Regions from separate parts of the Homo sapiens genome. Here region 2 is linked to region 1. The links are chromatin contacts, found by POLR2A ChIA-PET in ENCODE. All regions are on one chromosome and are shown on one strand. Each heading gives the region's core, a stretch centred on a gene start or an enhancer-like site at or near the end of the contact. The rest is flanking DNA. Distances are from core to core; before and after follow the strand shown.

Region 1 (4,280 bases), core at 1,313-3,812:
AAAAGGCCCAGGGTGCAGTGAATGCTGGAAAAGCTCAGCTCCCTGAGGGCTTGCTCCTGCGGCTAACGCTTTGCCCATCTTGGTGGGTATGAAATACCAGGAAGGGACAGGCCAGGAGGCCTGGGGAGTGACCAGGGAGCAGGAGACCCAAGAGTAGAGACGCAGGCCAGTGTCTCACTTTGATGGATAATCCAGACCTCTGTCTGGCAGGGGACACAGCAACACCCCAGGGGCCAGGCCCTGCAGGAATGGGACAGGTACTGTGACAAATAACCACACAGGCCTGGGCTCAGGGGGGTGGCCTCTCCTGAGCTGGGTGGTCCTGGGCACGGCACTTCACCTCCAGGTGATAGCTGCAATGGGGGAATCTGAGCCAGAACCCTCAAAGCCACAGGCCTGCCCAAGAGCCTGGAAACGAGATTTTTAAGTGCTATCTTCTCATCTTTACTGCTGACAGCTAACTCAATAAAAAACAAATAAATGAATGAAACCACTGTACAGATGAACAAACACATCCGTGGGCCACGTCCAGTCTGCAGGTCACCTCTGTCCTTGGGCAGTGGGGCACCAAGGTCAGAGCAAGGCCTCTGGGACCAGGTGGCCTGGAGTCGAATCCCAGCTCAGCTCCTTCCCACCTTTGTCCTTGGACAAGTGGCTTAACCTTCCTTTGCTTCTGTTTCCTTGCCTACAAAACGGGGATGATCATTGTTCCCCTCACAGCGTGGCTGAAAAGAGTAAGTTGCAACGTGCTTGGAACCATGCCTGGCGCAGGGTAACGCACAGCAAAATAAATCAGCATGGCCGGCCTTCAAGCAGCTCACAGCAGCTCAGATAACGCACCTCACACCCCAAATTTCAAAATGACTCTCCCTTCTGCGACCACACTGGGAGGCTCAGGCACCTAAAATTAAACTCATCTGGCAAAGAGGCACTTAGTGTTCTCTCTCACTGTCAACTGTGGCGTCCTTGGATGAGGCTTTTCTCTCTGTATAATTTCCAGGATCCCCCATGGCCAGGGCTCAGGCATAGAAGGAGGATCTCAGCCCTAAGTGGCCTCATGAGACTCAGCGGCCAGCCCCCCACATCAGCTGCTGGAGCACCCCTGCACTGTGCACACCTGGCTCTCTCAGTCCACGGGGAGGGTATCAGAACCACTCCAGGAACTGCCGCCTGAGCCCTGGCAGCAGCTGGTGGTTAATAGGAGGGGATTATCGCCTTGGCCCTGGGATGGGCCCCACAAAAGGCTCCGGCTCAGCTCCAGCTGCTGCTACAGGTGCCCAGCAGCCCTGATCAGGGCAGGCAGGGCCAGGTGGTCTCTAGACACAAAGTATGTACCACCTGCATACCCAGCAGTTCGTAAATTGCTGGGCCTGGAAAGTTAAGTTATAGGTTGGGCTGTGGCCAACAGAGGCAGAGGACACAGGGCCATAAGGCAGAAGAGTGACACAAGGGGGACCTGGAGAACAATTGTGGCAGCAATGCCGAGAAAGGCTTTAAGGCATTGGGCCAAGCATAGCTGGGTAAGGACACGGTGAGGGGCTTTGGGCCCTAGCGTGTCAGACTTGCACCCGAGGTTGGACTAGGTCCAAGTCTTCATAGGCCCTGGGAATCTGGATTTTATTCTGTAGGCAACAAGCGATGCCTAGGAAGGAGCGTTTGAATTTGAGAAAAAGATTTCAGGATGCCCAGGGGGATGCGGCTGGAAGCAGGCAGACCAGCTGGCCTGGACCCTGGTCCTAAGAGCCTATCCCCGCTGGGTCCTAAGAGCCCAGGACCAGGATCTGGGCCCGAGTATTCAGGAAGCTGAGCTGGTGGGAGAGAGGCCCAGGTGTCAACCCAGGGACTCTGGCAATGGAACCTGAAACAGCATGGACTTGAGGGCTTGGGGAAGAACTCCAGTGGCAAAAACTCTCATTTCCTAAGAGATTGTCCAGATCAGTTCTGAGGGTGCCTCCCTCAGACACACACATGTAGTCTGAATAGCTGCTGCCTCCGGGCCTGCACGGGGTGACTCCAGACAGTGCAGACCAAGGCACCCAGCATGGCTGCCCAAGCCAGATCGCAATCTTGGCGTGCCTTCCACGCCCTGTAGTCCCCAGTCACCCGACCCAAACTCAGGTCTGCTGTAAGAAGGTGAAGACCCTGGGGCCCCAGGAAAGGGCTCCCACATGCCTCCTGGAAGCCCAGCACCACGCAAGCAGTCATCAGCCTCTGCAGACCAAGATTCAGAGGCTGAGGACAAGCTCCCCATTCCTGCTGACCCAAAGCCAAGGGCATCTCTGTCTCTCTCAACCTGAGGAGCCGGCTCCCTTCAGGGTCCCACCCCGAGGTGGGACGCAAGACGCTCTCTAGGGAGGAGCTCCGGCCAACATCACTGCTGGCCTCTAACTGCTCGTTCTTGGACTGTGGCCGTGAAGGCTCCTCCTGAGCCTGTGGGGGAAGTGAGCTTTATGAGACCCTGGAGGAAATGAAGATCTACCAAATGCTCCTGGAGGCAAACTGCGACTCCTGCTCTCACTCATTGCTCATCTGCCCACAGCTGAGGCAGGCCCTGGGCAGTGCACAAACAGTGGACTCCAGGCCCAGCTCAGGCCACAGAGCCCGGCCTTGCCCAAGCGCTGCTCAGCGCTCCTGACAGGAAGCAGGCCAAGGAGGCGCAGCTGCACTTGACCCCAAATGCCACGAACGGTCACATCCGCAGCTTTAAGGGCAATGGAGCTCAGTACAAATAATGTCAAGAACAACCCAATTCAGGGCCTTTCAATCAGTCCTTTTCCTTTAGTTGGAGAAAAACGTAATCGGCTACAAACTTGGGGACTGGTATATTTAATGGTATCTAATGGAATTTAAAATATCCTATAGATTGAAGAACTGTTTTCCTCTTTAAAGTTTTGTTTTTTCCTCCAAATTTCAACAAAACCAATTTTATACCTGGAGTTAAAAAAAACCCACATCACAATATTTTTAAAAGAACGACAATTCCTGGAGGACCTCTGGGCAAGGCCCTTCCCAAGGCACACAGGCTGGCCCAAGGAGAATACAGTTTAAACAGCAATTAGGACTCTACCTAATGCCTGCAGAAAACGGCAGGGGATTTTTAATCCCAGGCTGTCTGACCACAGCCGTCTGGGGGCAGTGACCGGAGTCCCAGCCTCAACACGTTTTCAAGTGGCTGAAAAGAGATTTCTGGAAGAGTGTCATCTAGCAGCTTCTCACACTGATACTTGGCTCGCTTCCCTAGGGGATGTTTTTGTTCTTCTTTAAAAAAAGAAGAAGAAAAGAAAAAGTTGGGTTTGAAGAACTTCCACAGAAAGTGAATAAAGGGTCATAAGCCCCAGAGAGTTTTCTTCAGAGCTTCAGACCCTGAGAAACTGAGTTAGGTTCAAAAGAAAAAGTATCTGACTTGATCTCCGTGTACACCTCTCTGTGCAACTGCCGGCGAGAAGGGCACAGGGGCACCTGCCGGGCAGGGCGGGGGCCTCGGGAGGGGCTGCCCACACCGGCCGCTCTGCCATCTGCTGGTCATGTGCATGACTTCTGGGAAGTCTGAGCTTTGCTTTCTGCTTCTGTCAAACAGGTAAAAATTCAAATCCACCTTAGAGAATTGCACGAGGGATAAAGGCATGGAAACCAGCCTCCTAAACTGCACATCTGAACAAACACCTGGCTGGGGAGAGCAGTGGCGTCAGACCTGCTGTGCTAAGCAGCGCTGGGTTTGGAGCAAAGCAGGCTACACATGGGGAGGACAGGCGTGGGTGGGTGGGTGGGTGAGGAGCTGGGAGCAAGGGGTGTTCCCATCACGAAGTCAAATTGTTTAAGGGCCCTGCTACCCTAGACACCTTGAATACCGTTTCCTGGGGGCTTGACAACTCTTCCCCATACCCCCTGACCTGTGACCCCAGCCCCATTAGATTGCAGAACACGACTTGGGATTTTAGGTTACATTTCCTATTGTAGGGGTAGAATGGGGGCTCAGCGAGACTGCACACGACACAGAGCTCACAGGCCCCCTCCCACCACGGCACTGCCAGGCTCCAGAATGTGGGAACTGCCTTTAACTTCCCACCTTACCTCAGTTCATGAATGCCTCCCAGATGCCTGTGTGCTAGGGCTGGGACACGCACTGGCCTCCTTCTGGAGGCCTCAGAAGAGCTGGCACTACCTTTCCTCATTCCAGACCCCAAAAGGAGCAACGTGTTCCTTGCTGCTCCTCAGAGGACACAGGGCTGCCTCAAAACACCCAGAAGGATGAGAGTTCCATCAGCTTTGGTATAATGAGG
Region 2 (4,417 bases), core at 1,869-4,368, 310 kb after region 1:
GTCTTTCCCAATTTAGTAAATGCTGAAAAAAAGCAAGCTACAGAGACAAACTTCCCTTGGATGCAAATTAAAAACAAAGCTGGGGCCCGGTGTGGTGGCTCTGGCTCACGCCTTGAATCCCAGCACTTTGGGAAGCTGAGGCACGTGCATCACCTGAGGTCAGGAGTTTGAGCCGAGTGTGGTGGCTCAGGCCTGTAATCCCAGCTACTCTGGTGGCTGAGGCAGGAGAATTGCTTGAACCCGGGAGGCAGGGGCTGCAGTGAGCCAAGATGGTGCCACTTCATTCCAGCCTGGGCAACACAATGAGACTGTCTCCAAAAAAAAAAAAAAAAAAAAAAAAAAAAAAACAAAAAAACAATGCCCACAGCCCAGGGCTCTGCCACAGCAGAATGCTGCTGCCGCCACAATGGCACTCACCTGATGCTTACTGTGAGATAGATTAGGGAGGTTCTCACTTAATAGTGCTACCCTACGAATAGCAACTGTTTCAAGCTCAGGGAATCTCTTCTCACATCCACTGTGAATAACAAGGCTGCAACCTAGCACTGTATGTATTACCACTGCATGTTACTTACCTTTGTGTGCACTGTAAATTTGACTTTGTCTCTCTCACTGAGCGCATCAGGTATGTCAATCTGAAGCGAGGGATCAACATTCAGGTCCACAGATACAGATCTCAGCTGAAATACATTTTTTGCGTATTAGTTTCAAACTCATTTGGCCCTAAAAAATTATTCCAAAAATGAGTAGTTACTAAAAAGCAGTTTATACATAGATCATTTAGAAATGTCAGTTGAGCTGGGCGCGGCGGCTCACCCCTGTAATCCCAGCACTTTGGGAGGCCAAGGCGGGTGGTTCACAGGGTCAGGAGATGGAGACCATCCTGGCTAACATGGTGAAACCCCGTCTCTACTAAAAATACAAAAAATTAGCTAAGCGTGGTGGCGGGCACCTGTAGTCCCAGCTACTTGGGAGGCTGAGGCAGGAGAATGGCCTGAACACTGGAGGCGGAGCTTGCAGTGAGCTGAGATCACACCACTGCACTCTAGCCTGGGCGACAGAGCGAAACTGTCTCAAAAAAAAAAAAAAAGAATTAAAAATTAAAAAAAAGAAAAAGAAATGTCAGTTGAGACATTTCTAAGTTTATGTGAAACTGAGGGGAAACCCATTCTTCACATGCATTGGTATATCCGAAGTATTCCTGTAATGTAAACAACAGCTACAATAATGTCATGTACAATACATTTGGCCAAATACCTGACTGTACACTAAGGCCTGAACTAAATAGAACAAAATCTTGAATTCTTACATAAATGCCAAAGTACAATGAACATTCAAGAGGCATTAACCAGGCCACACAAATATCTGAAAGGAAAACCTGGGGAGATGGCACAGAGAACAGTCATGTGGAATAGGATCCTGGGTGGAGAGTTCAGAGTAAACCTGGGACTGTTTCAAATAGCCAAGGAATCTAGACAGGAGGGGTGAATTAGAAAAACCAACCAAGGCCTTACTTAATTAGCACAATCCCACTGTGGTTACACATGAGCAACAAGTGTGAGCATCACTCTGAATACTCAATTAACTGATTTTCTGAGCTGGAAATTGAGAGGAAAAAAACTACCTAACTCCATTTCTGCCCGTCAAAAAAAAAAAAAAAAAAAAGAGAGGAGAGAACAGTGGCAGCACTAATAGGAACTGGGCTATTAGGGAAAAGTGACTTAAATAAAAGTACATTAAAGCAGACAAGGTGGTGGTCAATCTGAAAACCTGACACACAAGGCACGAGGAACTCATAGCGTAAGCATCTCATTGCCCCATTCCTTTTACTGTAAGGAGTGCTAAAGTAAAGTTGTCATAACACTGGATTACCCAAAGCACGGAATGCCAAGTGAAGATTACAATTAAGAAGATGAGGTATTTCACTCCAAATTTCCCTTTGGGTCCCTTTCTTCAAAATAAAAAGTTCAAGACTAAAAACTTATGTACTTAACCTCTAAAACTTGAAAATCTGGTCAATCAGCTATAAAAAGACTAAATATATTCACTAAAAGCACATGGATTACTTAAGTTTCAAGTACTCCCTTTTTCCTTAAGCACTGTATATTTATAATTCTGAAAGCCAGAGGGAGCCTATTACAATGGCTTTCCTCCAAAAAATTAAGCTCAAGTAGTCACCAGAAGTTGATTTTAACATCAACTATTAGTAAGATCAAAACAGATACTTTTGAGTCCTCACATCTCAACCTAAGTATTTTTCTTCCACATGAATTCTTGATAACTCCTATGAAATATCTGCTTGTCTGGCTTAATTTTCACATGTCCATTTGTGAGATCTCTGCAAACAAAGATAAAGCTTCAAGGTCTGCGACTTCATTTGATCATAACTGACTCCAGCTTTGGCGTATTTTCTGATAAGAGCTTCCTTCCTTCTGCTAAGTTAACACTGGCAAATACAGCCTTTAAAAATACCTCAAATCATTAACTGAGATGTGATTGCAGAGGCTATACCAACGACTCTACTGATCTTAGGCTTATCTGTCAAGGTCAGGCAGGCCCAAGAACAGGAATAAACAGAGCCAGGCCTAAGAAGTAGCCATGGTCTCTGGAGGAGACATAGGACAGCTCACAGGACAGGTCTAAGGTGCCTTTCCCAGAGCTCAAAAACTGCCACATTTCCTAAGATTCCATTTCCTAAAGTCACAAACCCTGACTTCTAGCACTGCTCAAATGAATATGCTGACAGTTCCATTTTCGCTCACAAGCCCAGCAAACTCAGTGAGCCTGTGAACTCCACATGGGATACCCTTGGAATTCGAATAGGAGGACCCAAGGGGGATGTAATCAAGTAAATGGAGCTCATTTGTGCACCACAGTTAAAGCTGCAATGGATGCTACCAGCTGCTTTAGCTGCTTTTCGTTCCTCTGAATAATTATCTTCTCTTTTCGTCCCTTTCCCCATGTAGAGGTAATACCCCCGACTATACCTGTCTTCCTTTCTGGTTAGTATAGAAACATATTTTTTGTTTCAGAATGTGATGAAGACAAAAAGAAGAAAACCACTAGGTTATGAGTGACTGCAACCACAGCATATCAAACATCCGAGGTTCACTAGCAGCCATTTTGCCCAGACATTTCGCCCTAGGAAGGGATTCAAGCAAAACTCCAATCACTTGACATGACAGTCCTAACCACCAAATAAGCAAATAATGCAATGTTGTATTTGGGCCTTAAAGAACTGTCTAAAAGAGAGTATTGGCAAAACCCCTCAGCATCCAGGCCATCATTAACTCAATGTCCCCCAGGCGCAAGTTAAATGAACTTTCTCATATTATAGCATATAACCCTCCAGATGAGACAAACATGGGTAGAAACTTGTGAAATGACTAGAGCTTCTAAGTCAGCATTTGTACTCTCACTCGGGAAGCATCAAGTGTGACCAAAAGTTCAGCATTCCTTCTGCTTAGTCAACAAACCCACTCCACAGTGCTACAGAACTTGCTAAATAATTGCCAGGCTCCACTCTTCCCCTCTCACTTGCCTCTGCCTCCATCCCCCCTTAAGCTTGAAGGGCTCAGAGTACTCCTTAGCCCTGCTGGCCAACACTTGAGTCTCTGACTTAGGCCACAGATGTTACAATGCTTACAGTGGCCGTTTACAACAGTTAACAAAGCAGGCTTTAGAACCAAGTCCAGCCTTGGGCATGCCGGACCTTTACCATGCAAAGTTTTACCTCTTTTCCAGATCCCTTAGGTCACTTGTAAGAATCAAATTGAAAATATACCTACTCTCAAATAATTTAAGTTTTAAAACTGACTTCTGGCTGGGTGTGGTGGCTCACGCCTGCAATCCCAGCAATTTGGGATGCCAAGGTAGGCAGATCACTTGAGGTCAGGAGATCGAGACCAGCCTGACCAACATGGTGAAACCCCGTCTCTACTAAAAATACAAAAAGTGGCCAGGCACGGTGGCTCACGCCTGTAATCCCAGCACTTTGGGAGGTGGAGGCAGCTAGATCACAAGGTCAGGAGATCGAGAACATCTTGGCCAACACGGTGAAACCCCGTCTCTACCAAAAATACAAAAATTAGCTGGGCATGGTGGCGCACATCTGTAATCCCAGCTACTCAGGAGGCTGAGGTAGGAGAATCGCTTGAACCCAGGAGGCAGAGGTTGCAGTGAGCCGACATCACGCGACTGCACTCCAGCCTGGGCGATGAGAGCGAAACTCCGTCTTAAAAAAACAAACAAACAAAAAAACACACACAAATTAGCCTGGCATGGTGGCGTGCGCCTGTAATCCCAGCTACTCAGGAGGCTGAGGCAGAAGAACTGCTTGAACTCGGGAGGAGGAGGTTGCAGTGAGCCAAGATCGCACCACTGCACTTCAGCCTGGGCAACAGAGCGAGTCTCCAAA

Evidence for each region. ChIA-PET counts read pairs that join two places held with the same protein, here RNA polymerase II (POLR2A).
Region 2: POLR2A ChIA-PET joins it to region 1 with 10 read pairs in A673. The contact joins two enhancer-like sites. POLR2A ChIA-PET finds 5 or more read pairs at or near these places in 9 of 52 experiments (A673, AG04449, AG04450 and 6 more).

What each region holds. Positions count from the first base shown.
Region 1 is chr20:17,645,834-17,650,113 of GRCh38, forward strand. All of the region lies in intron 3 of RRBP1 (ribosome binding protein 1), which reads right to left. Among named protein-coding and RNA genes, the nearest start is that of RRBP1, 34 kb to the right of the region's middle. RefSeq lists enhancers at 2,393-2,482, 2,547-3,250 and silencers at 2,663-2,752, 3,402-3,531. Within about 2 kb of position 2,563, at least 11 of the 41 ENCODE cell types and tissues checked have a DNase peak (open chromatin) inside an H3K27ac peak, as active enhancers do.
Region 2 is chr20:17,956,358-17,960,774 of GRCh38, forward strand. SNX5 (sorting nexin 5) reads right to left here. Exons shown (of 13, transcript NM_014426.4): 2 at 576-680. Among named protein-coding and RNA genes, the nearest start is that of SNORD17, 4.4 kb to the right of the region's middle. Within about 2 kb of position 3,119, at least 4 of the 41 ENCODE cell types and tissues checked have a DNase peak (open chromatin) inside an H3K27ac peak, as active enhancers do.